Regions from separate parts of the Homo sapiens genome. Here region 1 is linked to region 2. Evidence: chromatin loops called from intact Hi-C (ENCODE). Cell type or tissue: Panc1. All regions are shown on one strand. Each heading gives the region's core, and the rest is flanking DNA. Links, peaks and the distances in the headings are about the cores only. Region 1 has its middle 8.7 kb from the start of LINC00028. Region 2 has its middle 17 kb from the start of DEFB116.

Region 1 (8,337 bases), core at 105-8,104, 170 kb before region 2:
AAAACAGGGGATCAGACTCGGAGTGATTCTAGACTCAGAGTGGGGCAGCAACTTCTGCCTTACACAGCGGATGGGCCCGACCCCCCAAAAAGAGCTACTCAGTTCTGAGCATAGAGCCTGAAATTCCACCATTGGAGATTATTTCCTTTGGAGGGCAAAGGATGTTGAAGGCTCTTTGGTCTTCAGGGAGCCTCAGCCAATGTTGCAAACCCCTGCGATGAGTCCTACACAAAACTCATGTCAGCCTGTTCCCAGGAGGATGGGCTGGCTGACAGGCAGCCAAGGGTGAGATGCCGTGGGAAGGAGATCCTGACTGAGGGCTGGAGGAATGTGGGAAGCACCAAAGCAGGCAGAAAAATGGGGATAGGTGGGGGAGGGGCGGTGTCAGCTGTAGAGAGGGTGGGGCTGCTGTGAGAGCCTCGGGTGGGGGACTCAGGAAGCTTGACTTCACTGCCAGCTTGCTGTGTGATGTTGGGCAAGTCTCTTTCCTACTCGGAGCTCTGATATGGGTTAGTGCTATGGAACAGACTTGCTTCTGGTTTATCTTAAGGCTCTTGGGTGTCAGAAAGTTGGTGCCCCGGGGTAGTGGTTGCCATGGCAACTATCTCTAAGGAGATAGTGACCAAGGAGACTGTTGCCATGACTATGGTGACCAGGTAAAGAGCCAAATGATTGGTTCTCACTTCTTTCTTGAGACAGGTCCCTCCCCATCACTTCCTTCCATTACCTGCTCAAGTTCAGTGTGTGGGGTCCAGATAAACTGACACCTAAAGGAAGTGTCAGGAGTCAGGGACCTGCATTCTAATACCTTGTTTTACACTGCCTGGCAGTGTGACCTTGGGCAAGTCTCTGCTTCTCCCTGGGCGTTAGTTTCCTCATCTGAAAGATGAAGAGATTGCACAGGGCCTCTTCACCTCTAAATTTCTACCATTTGCCTTTAAACAGGAGACAAAGTTGTGATCCAAAGGGTTGTTTCCAGGAGTGATATGAAAAGTAGTAATAATGGTTGTGACCATCACTTACTGATGATCCACATAGCCCTGGGTGGCCCTGCCGTGGTAAGGGTACTACCCCTTTAATGGCTGTTAAGGGGAGGGGCCCTGGAGGCTTCCAGAGGAAGGCCTGGAGGGTCTGTTATACCTGGTACTTGGAGGACACTCAGGGCATGGGTTATTACCAACTAGTAGGAATGCATTTAAATATTTTAATGATTAGTATGACCATACCTTTGTATACTGAACAAGAGCCTTGGTTGTATCCATAATGGTGGAATTATGGGCATTGTGAGTAGCAAGAGGAGATTTACCAGGCAGAGGGACCGCACTGATGTCATAGAGATCAGGATGCATTTGATGTGGCTGATGGCTCTCAGATCTTAACCAGCCCTGGCGAAGATCTCTGAGAATAGGATCGATCCTTCTTCCTGGCCACCGCACCCTCCCTGAGTCAGCTGTGCGCATCCCCAGAGAGTCGAGTTTGCCAGCATCTCCATTCCAGGAGTGGTTGATGCCCAGATTCATGGGCAGGGCACAGCAGGAGTTGGCAGAGCCGGGGAGCCCAAGGAGGAAGCAGGGAGCTCGGGGAATGCCTGCCCCTCCTCTCCCAGGAGACCTGGCCCTGGACAGATGCCAGATCCTCATCCTCCCGGATCTGCCCCTCCGGCTCCTTCACCCACTGCGGTCCCAGCAGTTCCCTCCCCCTGGCCTCTCCCGGCAGGACATTGCAGACAGTTTCTCCGGGTGGACGCGGCTGCGCCTCCTCCCTGCACACTTTCCATTCCCAGCCCTGAGCCTCAGCCAGGGTTCCTCAGGAAAATTGGCTGAAAGAGACATTTTCCATGCTCTTGCCTCCTCTGCTGGGTGGCTGTCCCTTCCTCCACTCTCTCCAGTCTCTTCTCCAGCTGGTCACCCAGACCCAGAAGGAAGAGGGATATTTCTTCAAATGGCTGCTGCTCGCTCACCACTTCATTCCATGTGTTATTTCCTCTCCCTGGGCCTCATTTTCTTGATCTGTCGAATAAGCCAGCTACCCTGGGAAGCAGGCTTAGTTAGAAGCCAGACATTTCTGATTTAATCCTTAGCTCTGATCTTTACTAACTGTGTGACTTTGGACAAGCTACTTAACATCTTAGAGTCTTAGTTATCTTTTATCTGTAGAATAGTGTTATCTCTTACTGTTGTGAGGATTAATGAAATAACCTGGGAAAAGGGCTTAACTCAGTGCTCTTCACGTGTCAAATGCCCAATGAATGGCTATTAAAAAATTTAATTGTTATTAATGACTGCTAGGTGCTAGGTGCTGTGAGAGGTGCTTTACACACCCAGTTTCTAATCTAAATAACACCTATGCAAAGTGCTTGTCATCCTCCTTTGTAAAACTGACTGTCCAAAGGTTCAGAGAGGCCAAGTTACTTGCCCAAGGTCACAGAGCTGGCAAATGGCTGAGCCAGAGGGATTCAAATTCAGACCTGACTGATGCCAGATTTCCTGTTCTGGAATCAGGACTCTAGGCTGATACCAAGAGTATCAGTAACTGGATACCGAGGCTCTGGTAACTGGAATAAAGCACCCTCCTCTACCCCAGGCAGAGAATAAAGAATGAAATAGTCTAGGCTCAGAATTTAATGCAGCCCTTAAAAGCTGTAATTTCAAAGCTTCACTGTGGTTTTGGGCAGCTAAAGGGCACAGTCATTGAGCAGAATACAGCTCAACTTTGTTATAATTAGGGAAAAGCAAAATAGGCAATGAGACACCTTCCTTCCTACTTTCTCTCATCTTGTCCCCAATAAAAGGTCAAATGAGAAGAGACTGGTAATATCTAATGTGGGTCACAAAGTAGGGAATTTGGCACAATTCATCTGAATATAAACAAAACAGCCCCTTTGGAGGGCAATTTGGCAGGGTGTGTCAAAAGGTAAAACGTATGTGCCCTTTGACTAGTAAATTTGAATTTGGTAATCTCTTCTATACATGTAAAAATATTGAATGTCACACTGTTGTGAAGGGCAAAACATTTGCACTAACCTAAATGCCCCTCAATGGGTAAAATATGTTATGGTACATCCATACTGTAGAAAAGTAGTACAGCCATGAAAAAGAAAAAGGTAAAGGAAAAACTGACAGACTGGAAGGAGAAACAGTCACATACAACACTCCTTTCTCAGTAATTGATAAAACAAGTAGGCATAGAATCACTAAGCATAGAGAAGACTTGAACAGCATTATCAACCTCTTTGACCTAACTGGCATTTAGAACATTATGCCCAACAATGGCAGAATACATAGTATTTTCAGGTGCACATGAAACATGCATCGAGATGGGCCATATGTTGAATTATTAAGTCTCAAATTTGCAGTGGAAATAAACAAACAAATGGAAAACCCCCAAATATTTTGAAATTAACATACTTTGGAATAACCTATGGGAATCAGAACAAATCACAGGGGAGATTAGAAAATATTTTGAACTGAATGATAATGAAAAGCACAACATACCAAAATTTGTGGGATGCATCTAGAACAGTGTTGGAAGGCAATTTATAGCTTTCAATGCTAAATTGGAAAAGAAGAAAGGCCTCAAATAAATGATTGAGGTTTCTATCTGAAGAAGATAGAAAAATAAGAACAATATAACCCCCCAAATAACAAGGGAAATGTATAAGAATAAAGCATGGATAGAAAGCCAGTACACATTGAGTGAAAAAAGCATATTAACCGATACGTACGGCATTGTAGCAGAGATTACTGGTTGACCCTTGATTGCTGGTTATCTCTCAATGTCTTTCCTTTTTTTTTTTTTTCTGACTTGTCCCCCAATATCTATTTCCTCCTTCCATAAACACAGAATCCCTGATTTTGAGCTGGTATGTGACTATTTAGAATACAATACATTTCCTGGCTGGGAGCAGTGGCTCACACCTATAATCCCAGCACTTTGGGAGGCTGAGGCGGGTGGATCATTGAGGCCACGAGTGTGAGACTAGCCTGACCAACATGGTGAAACCCCATCTCTACTAAAAATACAAAAATTAGTCGGGCGTGGTGGTGTCTGCCTGTAGTCCCAGCTACTCGGGAGGCTGAGGCAGGAGAATCACTTGAACCTGGGAGGCAGAGGTGGCAGTGAGCAGAGATGGTGCCACTGCACTCCAGCCTGGGTGACAGAGTGAAACTCCATCTCAAAAAAACAAAACCAGCCAACCAACCAACCAAACAAATACAAAAACAAAAAACATCACAAAATCATTTCCTAAATTTCCATGCAATTAAGTGAGGCCATGTGACTATGCTGTGGCCAACGTGATGTAATCAGAGGTGTGTGTCTTCTGAAAGGCTGTGCCTTTTTTGACTCCTTACCGCTTCCTGCTGGCTGGAATGTGAATATGATGGCTGCTGCTTGAGCAGCATATTGTACTGAAGATGAGGGAACCAGAAGATAGAAGCAAGCACAGTTCCTGCCTTGTGGAATGCCATGCCACCCTTGGACAGCCTGCTTGTGGACTTCATTTATATAAGAGAGAAGTGCCCTTCTATCTGTTTCTATCACGGCTATTTTGGATTTGCAGTGGAATTCGGTCTTAATGCATATGGCTATAATCCCACTTACGTGAAAAAAGGAAACAAACCCATACATGCATATCAGATGGATGATTTAGACTTTGGCACAGAAATCCCCGTAATTTTCTTTTTTTTTGAGCCAGAGTCTCACTCTATTGCCCAGGTTGGAGTGCAGTGGTGTGATCTTGGCTCACTGCAACCTCTGCCTCCTGGGTTCAAGCAATTCTCCCGTCTCAGCCTCCCAAGTAGCTGGGACTACAGGTGCGCACCACCACGCCTGGCTAATTTTTGTATTTTTAGTTGAGACGGGGTTTCGCCATGTTGGTCAGGCTGGTCTCAAACTCCTGACCTCAGGTGATCCACCCACCTCGGCCTCCCAAAATGCTGGGATTACAGGCGTGAGCCACTGTGCCTGGCCCAGAAATCCTTCAAGAAAATTTGCATAACAGTAAGTCTAGAAATGGGGAAGCGCCAAGGTTGGTGTTCAGAGGCTTGACTTCATCAGCAAGGGTTCAGGTACTCCCCATCTTTCTGCCTTGTCATCCTCTGACTAGATCCCATCATAATTGCAAGATGGTGTCTACAGTTCCAGGTATTACATTCCTACACTCCAGGGACCTGTCAAAAAGGGACTGGTCTCTTCCTGCTGCAGCTCTTTTATTTATTTATTTATTTATTAAGCTCTTTTCTAAGAGCAAAGAAGCTTTTCCTAGAAACCTCCAGTTAACTTTTCATCACACTTCATTGGCCATAGCTGGACTGTAGGTCCCCCTTTAATCTCTGGCGTAAAGCAATCAGGATTTATTCTTGATTCCATAGATAAGAGGAGAACAACAGAGCAAAATTGCAATTCTGATAGGGTGGAAGAAAGAAAAGTGGCCAATTATTTTCTACAATGTATATGTAAGTGGAATGAAAAATATCCAGGATATATCCCAAACTGTTAATGGTGAGTACCTCCAGGGAGCGCAGTGGGACTGGGAAGAGGATGGAAGGAGTTCTCTGGCAAATACCGAAGTTGCCTATCTGACATCCTTCACCCACTTCTCCCTCGTTCATAGAAGCCGTCTTGTTTGGGGTAGCAAGAGGCAAAGGGAAATTTCTGGTAGAACAATTTCCTGCTTGATAAAAATAAAACCTATTCTGAACTTTTCCCTTTTATTTTATTTTATTTTTTTTTAGAGACAGGGTCTTCCTCTGTCGCCCAGGCTGGAGTGCAGTGGTGCGATCACGGCTCACTGTAACCTTGACCTCGAGGGCTCAGGGGATCCTCCCACCTCAGCCTCCCAAGTAGCTGGGACTACAGGTGTGGCCACTACATCTGGCTAATTCTTGTAATTTTTGTAGAGATGGGGTTTCACTGTGCTGCCCAGGCTGGTCTTGAATTCCTGGGGTCAAGAGATCCACTGGTGTTGGCCTCTCAAAGTGAACGGATCACAGACAAGAGCCACTGTACCCGTCCCAAGCTGTTTTTTTTGTTTGTTTGTTTTGTTTTTTTTTTGTTTTTTTTTTTGATGGAGTCTCGCTCTGTTGCCCAGGCTGGAGTGCAGTGGCACAATCTCAACTTACTGCAACCTCTGCCTCCCGAGTTCAAGCAATTCTCCTGCCTCAGCTTCCTGAGTAGCTGGGATTACAGGCGCCTGCCACCATGCCTGGCTAATTTTTTGTATTTTTAGTAGAGACTGAGTTTCACCATGCTGGCCAGGCCGGTCTCGAACTCCTGACCTGAAGTGGTCCACCCACGTCGGCCTCCCAAAGTGCTGGGATTACAGGTGTGAACCACCGTGCCCAGGCACCAGGGTTTAAAAAAAAAATCACAATTAGGCCAGGCGTGGTGGCTCATGCCTGTAATCCCAGCACTTTGGGAGGCTGAGGCGGGTGGATCACGAGGTCAGGAGATTGAGACCATCCTGGCTAACACGGTGAAACCCCGTCTCTACTAAAAATACAAAAAAAAAAAAAAATAGCCGGGCGTGGTGGCGGGTGCCTGTAGTCCCAGCTGCTTGGGAGGCTGAGACAGGAGAATGGTGTGAACCCGGGAGGCAGAGCTTGCAGTGAGTCGAGATCACGCCACTGCACTACAGCCTGGGCAACAGAGTGAGACACAGTCTCAAAAAAAAAAAAAAAATAGCCGGGCACGGTGGCAGGTGTCTGTAATCTCAGCTACTCGGGAGGCTGAGGCAGGAGAATCTCTTGAATCCGGGGGGCAGAGGTTGCAGTGAGCCAAGATCGCGCCACTGTACTCCAGCCTGGGTGACAGAGTGAGACTCCATCTCAAAAAACAAACAAACAAAAAAACACAAAATGACAATCAGCAATAATTATTTAAGAATTAGGGCTGGGTGGCCAGGCGCGGTGGCTCATGCCTGTAATCCCAGCACTTTGGGAGGCCGAGGTGAGCAGATCACCTGAGGTCGGGAGTTCGAGACCAGCCTGATCAACATGGAGAAACCCCATCTCTAATAAAAATACAAAAAATTAGCTGGGTGTGGTGGTGCATGCTTGTAGTTCCAGCTACTCGGGAGGCTGAGGTAGGAAAATCGCTTGAACCTGGGAGGTGGAGGTTGCTGTAAGCTGAGATCGCACCATTGCACTCCAGCCTGGGCAACAAGAGCGAATCTCCATCTCAAAAAAAAAAAATAAAAAAGAATTAGGGCTGGGTGAAGTGGCTCACACTTGTAATCCCAGCACTTTGGGAAGCCAAGACGGGAGGATCATTTGAGTCCAGGAGTTTGAAGCCAGCCCGAGCAACATAGAGAGACCCTGACTGTACAAAAAAAGAAAAAAAAAATTAGCTATGCCTGGTGGTGCATGCCTGTGGCCCAGCTACTTGGAGGCTGAGGCAGGAGGATCCCCTGAGCCTGGGAGGTTGAGGCTGCAGTGAGCTGTGATCGCACCACTGCACTCTAGCCTGGGGCAATAGAGTGAGACCCTGCCTCAAAACAAAAGGATTGGGATACTTCACATAAAGATCTGGCTCTCTGCCTTTCTTAGAAAAACTGACATGCGGTATCTGGCAACACTGGGTTCATATTCCAACAGTAGTCACAGGCAGCTTAGTTCGTATCCTCCTTTTAGGCAAGGCAGCTGATTCCAGTTTGCCATAGACTTGATGCTGCCTAATGTCCTCTACCCAGTTGACTTCACTGACTTATATTATTGGTCTGACTCTGTGAGCATTTGAGTTAGTGAATCCTGGTTTCAGTTTTGGAATTAATGTGTGTGCATGTGTATGTGTGTATGTAAGACTCAAAAATTGCTTTCCAGACAATCTTTTTTTTTTTGGAAACATTGTCTTGCTCTGTTGCTCAGGCTGGAGTGCAGTGGTGCAATCTTGGCTTATTGCAACCTCCGCTTCCTTGGTTCAAGGGATTCTCCTGCCTCAGCCTCCCAAGTAGCTAGGATTACAGGCCCGCACCACCGTGTCTCGCTATTTTTTTTTTTTTTTGTATTTTTAGTAGAGACAGGATTTCACCATGTTGGCCAGGCAGGTCTTGAACTCCTGACCTGAGGTGATCTGCCCACTTTGGCCTCCCAAAGTTTCATTCCAGACAATTCTGTGAAAAGGCATCTATCCTCATTCACAGAGTTGGGTAGACCCTGAAGTGGACTGGATTTGGAATGGTCACACTCACTCTGGACTGTTTTGTAAGACTGGAAAAGCTAAGAGCATGCACCCTTGACTGCCTGACTAGAGCACTTGGGGTGTTAACCCAGCTCTAGCTTTTCTTCTTGGTGTGGTCATGTTGTACTTTATGCAAACCCTGATTAACCTAAGCCACTG
Region 2 (8,337 bases), core at 297-8,296:
GAATATTTGGAGACATCAGCTGGGTGTGGTGGCTCACGCCTGTAATCTCAGCACTTTGGGTGGCTGAGGTGGGTGGATCACCTGAGGTCAGGAGTTCGAGACCAGCCTGGCCAACCTGGTGAAACCCTGTCTCTACTAAAAATACAAAAATTAGCCAGGTCTGGTGGTGCAAGCCTGCAATCCCAGCTACTCAGGAGGCTGAGGCAGAAGAATAACTTGAACCTGGGAGGCAGAGGTTGCAGTCAGGTGAGATTGCACCATTGCACTCCAGCCTGGGCAACAAGAGAGAAACTCTGTCTCAAAAAGGAAAAAAAATTTAACACTTATTCACTTCTGTTTTCTTGCCTTTAAAATATACAGTATTGTAATGGAGCTGGAAGAAACCATTCAAATTTAGCAGTGACACTTATAGAATGCTGCATAATTTGCAACCTTTACTAATGAAAATTAAAAGTTCTTACATGTATATTAAGGAGTAATGCATACTGGAAAAATAAATCTGAAAAAAAGGAGCTAAAATATCTTCTACAAATTCAAGTCTAAGTAAAGTGCCACTGAGTGGCAACAGAGAGGGGCACCATCAATGTAAAACATGACATGCTCATATTTTGTTTATTAAAAACTCTCTTTTGTCTTTTTCTATATTGTAAGCTTTAAACTTGCATCTCCGTCCCCCTCTTAGTGATCACTGAGATTCCAGCACCTGTCCTTGAAACTATAAATTCTACTCACTGTTGGTGAAGTAAATTTCAACAAGGAGAAAATGTTCCCCGCTCCCATGCAGTTTGTGAGGAAAGCAGGTAATATTCAGGTTGATAAAACTATTCTTTTGAAGATTCATGCTAACAAAGAAGTTTTGTAAAATACCCAGACTTCAAAGTTTGTTGCTCTGCCCTGTGAAGTTAACCTTAACCTTCTTGAGGTCTGTAATTCCACTTGGTTGTCCTATTTATTATATTTGCCATATTTTATCTTTTCTCAAAGATAAAAAACCAGATGGCAATCACTGGATCTTCCCACTCCTCCCATAAAAACAGAACAAACAAGTATGATGACCCCAGAGGTTTCTTATCTAAACCAACATTGGACACATTTAAATTAATAATGAGTATTAAGAAAATATTGATACATTATTATTTTATAAATATTTCTTCTACTGTCCTCCATCCTACCCTGACTCTGTGAAGAAAATGTACTTTGTTCAAGACTTCAGATAAATCTGCATTCCCATCCTTGTTCTCAGGAGCTGCATGAGCTTGGGAAGGTTAACACCTCTCTTGGAACTTCCATTTTTGTATCTATATCTGTACTTACTGCCCACGTTGGGTTTAGGACAGAGCCTGACACAAAGTAGTTGCTTTTGTCATCTTCCCTCTCTTCCTGCTACCCTCAATTTTTATTCTCATCTCTTTGCTTTCTTCTTTGTTCCTATGGTGCTTAGCACAAGGCTGAATGCATAAGTGCTCCATAGCTCTTACACAACAGGAGGGAAGGACAATTTATTATTTTAAAGGGTTTCTTAAAAAACGCTTTTCATTATTATTTGTGTCTTACACAAAAGGACTAATGGTTTTTTTGTGAGGGATGATAACAAATTTTTTTTTTTTAGCTTTGTTCAGGTATAATTGACAAATAAAAATTTATATGTTTACATTGTACAATTGTTTTGATATATGTATACATTGTGAATTGATCACCACAATCAAGCTAATTAAAATATCCATTACCTCACATAGTTGCTATTTTTTTCCTTTTTTTTTGTGGTGAGAACACTTACCATGTACTAGCAAATATCACGTATATATTACTAACTGTAATCGCTATACTGCATATTATCTTCAGAACTTACTTTGCATAACTGAAACTTGGTACCCTGTGACAAATATCTCCCCATTTTCCCCTTCCCCCACCGTGGCAACCACCATTGTACGCTCTGCCTCTATGAGGGTGACAACACTATAGGTTGAAGAAAATACCCATTACCCAAGGGTATGTTTTTGGCATCCTTGTTGAAGACTAGGTGACTGAATGTGTAGAATTGTTTCTAGAATCTCTATTCTGTTCTGTTAGTCTATCTGTCTGTTTTTATGTGAGTACCATGCTGTTTCATTTACTGTAGATTTGTAATATATTTTGAAAACAGAAAGTGTGATGGATTTGTTCTTTTTGGGGTCTTTTGTAATTCCACATGAATTTTAGTGTTTTTGTTTGTTTCTGTGAAAAATGGCATTGGAATTTTGATAAGGATTGCATTGAATCTCTAGATCACTTTGGGTAGTATGAACATTTTAACAATATTAATTCTTCCCGTCCATGAACATGAGGTCTTTTCATTTACCTGTACCTTCTTTAATTTCCTTCAGCAACGTTTTATAATTTTCACTGTACGAGCCTTTCTCCTCTTTGATTAGGCTTATTCTTAAGTATTTTATGCTTTTTGTTGCCATTGTAAATATAACTGTTGTCTTAATTTCCTTTTCAGATTGTTTGTGCATAGAAATGCCACTGATTTTTGTATGTTGATTTTTATCCTGCGATTTTACTGAATTAGTTTCTTAGTTCTAACAGGGTTTTTTTGTTGAGTCTTTATGGTTTACTATATATATGATCATGTCATCTGGAAACAGAGATAATTTTACTTCTTCCTTTTAAATTTGGATGCCTTTTATTTCTTTGTCTTGTCTAATTGCTCTGACTAGGACTTCTAATACTGTATTGGGTAGAAACGGCAAGAGTGGGCCTCCTAGCCTTGTACCAGATCTTAGAGAAAAAACTTCCAGTTTATCCTCATTGATTATGTTAGTTTTTCAATTCATTGATTATGAATAATATAGGACTCTCTCAAGTGTGCTGGAGTTCTGGTCTTTTTTTAGGATTCTGGTCTTGTGTAGGGTGACCAGCAACTGAAGCCTGGTTTCAGGCAGCTTGATGAAGTTATCCTCATGTTCATTTCATGTTAGCATCTCTTTGTGGCTGTCTGCCAAGGGCTTTTTCAGTGTTGAGAGCCTTCAGTGTCGAGGTCTTTTCATTGTTGAGATTCAGTATGGGCTTTATTGTGTTAAGTTCCTCCTATACCTATTTTTTTTTTTTTTTTTTTGAGACGGAGTTTCGCTCTGTCGCCCCGGCTGGAGTGCAGTGGTGCAATCTCGACTCACTGCAAGCTCCACCTCCCGGGTTCACGCCATTCTCCTGCCTCAGCCTCCTGTGTAGCTGGGACTACAGGTGCGTGCCACCATGCCTGGCTAATTTTTGTATTTTTAGTAGAGACGGGGTTTCACCGTGTTAGCCAGGATGGTCTCGATCTCCTGACCTCGTGATCCGCCCGTCTCGGCCTCCCAAAGTGCTGGGATTACAGGCGTGAGCCACCGCGCCCGGCCACCTATTTTTTTTAAGAGATGGTTGATATGATTTCAATCTTCTTAAATTTCTGAAGACTTGTTTTGTGACCTAGCATGTGATTTATTCTGGAGAATGTTTCAGGTGTACTTGAGAAGAATGTGTAGTCCTCTGCTATTGAATAGAAAGTTCTATGTCTGTTAGGTCCGTTTGGTCTATAATATTGTTCAAGTCAGCTGTTTATTGATTTTTTCTGTCTGTATATTCCATCCATTTTTGAAAGTGGGGTATTGAAGTCTCCTACTATTATTGTATTGTTGCCAGTTTCTCCCTTCAGATCTGTCTACATTTGGTTTATATAATTATGTGCTCTGGTGTTGGGTAGGTTTATATTTATAAATGTTATATCATTCTATTGAATTAACCCTTTTATCATTATAAATGACTCTCTTTGTCCCTAGAGACCCTTTTATCATTATAATGACTTTCTTTGTCCCTAGAGATAGTTTTGACTTTAAGTCTATTTTGTCTGATATAAGTATAGCCATCCTTGCACCCTTGCTTTCTTTTGGTTACCTTTTACATGGAGTATTTTTTTTTTCCATCCCTTCATTTTCAGTCTATGTGTGCCCACAAATCTAAAGTGAGTCTCTTGTAGACAGCATATCATTGACTCTTTTTTTTTTTTAACCCATTCATATACTCTCCCTTTTTGATTGGGAAGTTTAATTCATTTACTTTAAAGTAATTATTAATAGGCGAGGGCTTTAGCTATTTTGTTACTCATTTTCTGAAAGGACAAATGATTTTCTTTTACCAGGAGAGAAAGCCCACTTTTGTTATGGATGCTGGCCAGTATCTCACTTTCCCATTCCAATGTCTAGATGGAATATATATTAAATGTTGTATCTCTGTTATGTTGACTTCAGATAAATTGCCTCTCTCTATATTTTGCTGACCAATACCCCACCATGCTTCAGGAGCTAATATAGTCAGAGTTCAGACTTGCTGCAAAAATTATTTTGCATCCTTCATAAATCAGTCACCTACTTCTCCTGGGACCCTGCAGCCACAGAGTTTCATATCCTGATCTTTGTCAATCTGCTTCATGGAATTCAAATAATATAGGACTCTCTCAAGTGTGCTGGAGTTCTGGTCTTTTTTTAGGATTCTGGTCTTGTGTAGGGTGGCCAGCAACTGAAGCCTGGTTTCAGGCAGCTTGATGAAGTTATCCCCATGTCCATTTCATGTTAGCATCTCTTTGTGGCTTTCTGCCAAGGTGGATTTAAGAGGTTGCTGCTTTTGCAGTGGTGGAAGGGTGGAAGACTTGGGCATGTGTCAGTCAAGGCTGGCGCTGATATGTTTGTCACTTAATATGCTATTGCCTGTTGTCTGTCAGCTTCACATCCAACCGTCTATGCTCTACTTTGCAATGCTGAGGCTAGCACACTACAAACAGGGGTTCTCCTTTGCAGAATGTTTCCTTAAGCTCTGCCAATAGGCGGTGCCAGGAGCACATTTCAAAGTTGGAGGGGGAAGAACTCTTTCCTATTTACTTCCTAAGGGCTTCCTATTTATTTCCTGTTGCCAACAGCATCACTCATTCTTGCTTCTTCACCCCAACACTGGGAGGGCATTCCTCTAGCACAGTTGAATCCAATTTGCAATTTTCCAACACAGCCAGCCTCATGATGCCTCATAGATACTAGTTCTAGCTGAGCAGAGCTCCTTCCTCAGAGATCTGAAATTCAGCTCAGCAGGTATCTTCCTCCAAGCTTCTAATTTATTTTTAATGGTTCCAACCTTTTTTCTTGTTATTCCCACCCTGGAATTGGTAGCTGATTCCTGCAGTTGCTACATCTGTGATAGCTGAGTGTCCTCTTTATTTTTTTCAATTCTTAAATGCCTATATAACAAATCTTTATATTAAAGTTAATATTAAATTTATTAATATGAACACTAATATTACACTTAAATGTTAAATAATCCCTGTTAAGATAACTGATAAAACTGTGACTCATACAATATGCAATTAGATGAAGGGTTAAGGGCAAGAGATTGAGTCCCAGTTGAGGAGGGGTAGGGATCTCTGAGAGATATTGGACACCAGGGATGAATTTTGTTGAACAGTGGGAAGAGGAGCTTGCAGTTAGGGAGATATTTGGAAGATGGTTCGGGATAAATACTAGGTGAGGAGTTGTATTGGGGGAATTAGGATTGGTATGAGGTAGTCTGGAGAGGGGGTGAAATTTATGGCCAAATGAATCTGGATATAGGGATTAGGCAGGGTGATGGGCTGAACTGGAGCTAGTGGTAGTAAAGTTAGGTTGTGGTTGTCTTGGGGTTAAACATGGATAGACCTTGGGTAGAGTAGGGTTGGAGTTTGGAGTTAAGATGGAAACAGAGTTTAGGCTCAATTTGAACAAAAGTGTGAGTGATCAGAACTTGGGATTGGTCTGTAGTTGTGTGGAACTTGAATCTGTGTTAGGCTTAAATGGAGCCACGTAATCAGGTAGATCGGGGTCTATTAAAATTTATTCTGTTCCCTCCTCCAAATGAAAATATCCAGAGGCCTTTCTCCATAACTTCCCAAATTCCTTGGGTGAGAACTTCATAGGCACTGAATGGTTCAAATGTTAGAATTTGGAAGTTGGCTAGAGGAAGAAAAAGGCTGGTATGATCAGAGAGGGCACCTCTTGAAGCTGAGCATTTCCACAAGAATACCCTGAGAGTAGTTTCTCACATCCCTCCACTATTTCAAAGTCAACACAATCATCTTTCTGTCCTTCTCGTCTCCCTCATCCAGACTCTCTTTTTTCTTGCGCTGCTCCTCAATTCTCTCTACATATGGGAACTAATCACTGCCAGTGTTTTTGTTTTCTTTTTAAAAAATATCCCACCAACACTGTTATACCCTGTAGATTGTTTTGTGAAGAAGACGAAGATGGGGAAACTGAGCCTCAGAAAGGAAAGTGACCTTCACACAGGCATTCAGTGGGTCACACACAATGGTGAAATTCAAAAGAAGATTTCTTCTGACTATCAGACTGAGCAATGAGGAAATATTAGAAGTGAAAATAAATTGATGTTGGCGATACAAAGTCTGATGGCGATACAAAGTATTACCCAAAAAACCGTGGTAATAAGGAACTTAAAAAAGGTACTGACATTTGCTTTGGGTGATGCAGCCGTGTGTCTCTGTCCGGATGGAAAGAGTGAGAGAGAGAGAGAGACTACCTTCCTGCACCTCTCTCTGTGTCAGCATTTTGCCCATTGCTCTGGTGGATTCTGAGAGAGTTTTGAGTATTTCGTAGTGGTCTTCCTATTCAGGGCGATTGGGAGAGGGCAATCCCTTCAGACTGGGGCGGAATTAGATCAGGTTTGAGTTTCATTCTGAGGAGGGCTCCCTGCAGCACTTATTCTCCCTATCTATGTGAGGCCTGCTGAGAAGGCATGCCAGGCAGCAGGGAGGAGTCCCCTGTCTGTTTGGATGTGGGAGGGGACATACAGGGGCACTGTGATTCAAATGCAGCAAGGACTGTAAAAGTTTTTGGTAGTTTTCTGGGATCTACCAGGAGGCCAGCAGATGTAGCTACTGTTTTGGGTTTCTGTGGGAGGCCATATACTAGCCTGACACAAAGGCATTCCTTCTTTCCAAAACTTCAGCGAAGAAAAAAAATATCCTTTTTTTGCTGCCATCCTGATCCAAAGAAAATAGAAGAAATAATTTTTAGTTTATTCAAATACTTATAAACAAGGGATGACTTTGAGCATTGTTTATATATTGGAATTATTTTTAGTTTATTTAGGTACTGAAGAATTTATTATACCTGGCCCTTCATAGAAGGATAAGCATGAAATGAGTGCTAATAAATAAATGTATTGTCAAGGGGAGCATCACTGTGGAGGAATTTCAATAGACTAAAATGCTGAGAACTTATGGTGACAGCTGTGGAGGAATTCACTTACTCCATTTCTTTTATGAAAACGGGTGCACTTGAAATTTTATGTATATATAACCTGAGTCTTCATGTGAGCACTGTATTGAAAATTATATTGAAAACATTGATAAGTTTGAGTATGTAAAAATATAAGAATTTCTGTCCATCAAAAGATACCCAAAAGAAAGTAAAAAGGTAAGCTACAAACTGTAAGGAACATAAATGTTCTTTGACAGGCAAATAGATAAATAAATTGTGATATATTCAAAGAATGAGCTACATATCAGGGAAAAGAAGTAAAATTCAGCTACACACAATAGTTGAATTTTAATAATAATAATATATTATGGATTGTAAAAGACAAATCTTAGAAGACTATGCATACCAAAGAAGACTTTGTTACCTCTTTTAAAAATAAAACTATTTTTTTCCCAGTTTTATTTTTCTCCCCAAAATTAAACTTTAAACAATAAAAATTACCATTATGCTACTTAGAAATACAAATAAATATGTTAAATTCTTGGGGAGTGGATAAGGAAAGGCAGGATGTGTGGGATTTTAGAGGAATACAGGAGTATTTAAATTTAAGTTATTGATGCTATTTTAGCTCTTGTATTTGTGAAGGACTCGTTATTTTTAAAATAAATGAATAAAAACATTACAATAAATAAACATTAAAGAGGGCTATAAAGATGCCAAAAATTTTGTATGGACCAAGATAATGGTATGCACCTCTGGTATATTAGAAAGGAAAAAAAAAACACACAAAAAAAACCCCCCACAAAAACCTATAGAACAATGGATATCGCAGCTGCAACTGGCATTATCTAGAAAGGAGTCAGCCTTCTCCAGCTGTTTCACTATATGTAGAGATGGTGTGGTACAATGGATATAGTTGAGGGTTTGGGATATGAATGTTGGCTTTATTACTTACTATTTAGAGAGACTTTGCTGGAAATTTGTAAGCACAAAACCAGAAAACAGCTATGAAGAATTAACTACTTAAATTTAATTACTTCTCTATGGCAAAATGTACCATACACAAATTAAAAGGTAAGTC

Evidence for each region. Hi-C counts contacts between places; a loop is a spot of excess contacts. Peaks named below come from ENCODE experiments on the same cell type or tissue, not always from the same donor. Only the 100,000 strongest peaks of a DNase experiment are listed, where the experiment ranks them.
Region 1: it touches region 2 in a loop (2.4-fold over the local background); 13 of 110 quality-filtered maps call a loop at or near these places.

What each region holds. Positions count from the first base shown.
Region 1 is chr20:31,490,332-31,498,668 of GRCh38, reverse strand. No RefSeq gene overlaps it. Among named protein-coding and RNA genes, the nearest start is that of LINC00028, 8.7 kb to the right of the region's middle. In Panc1, for the core only: CTCF peaks have their summits at 4,146 and 4,367; a DNase peak (open chromatin) is centred at 4,357; H3K4me3 peaks cover 326 bases; H3K27me3 peaks cover 448 bases.
Region 2 is chr20:31,321,158-31,329,494 of GRCh38, reverse strand. No RefSeq gene overlaps it. Among named protein-coding and RNA genes, the nearest start is that of DEFB116, 17 kb to the right of the region's middle. In Panc1, for the core only: no CTCF peak of the experiment used is centred there; no DNase peak of the experiment used is centred there; H3K27me3 peaks cover 202 bases.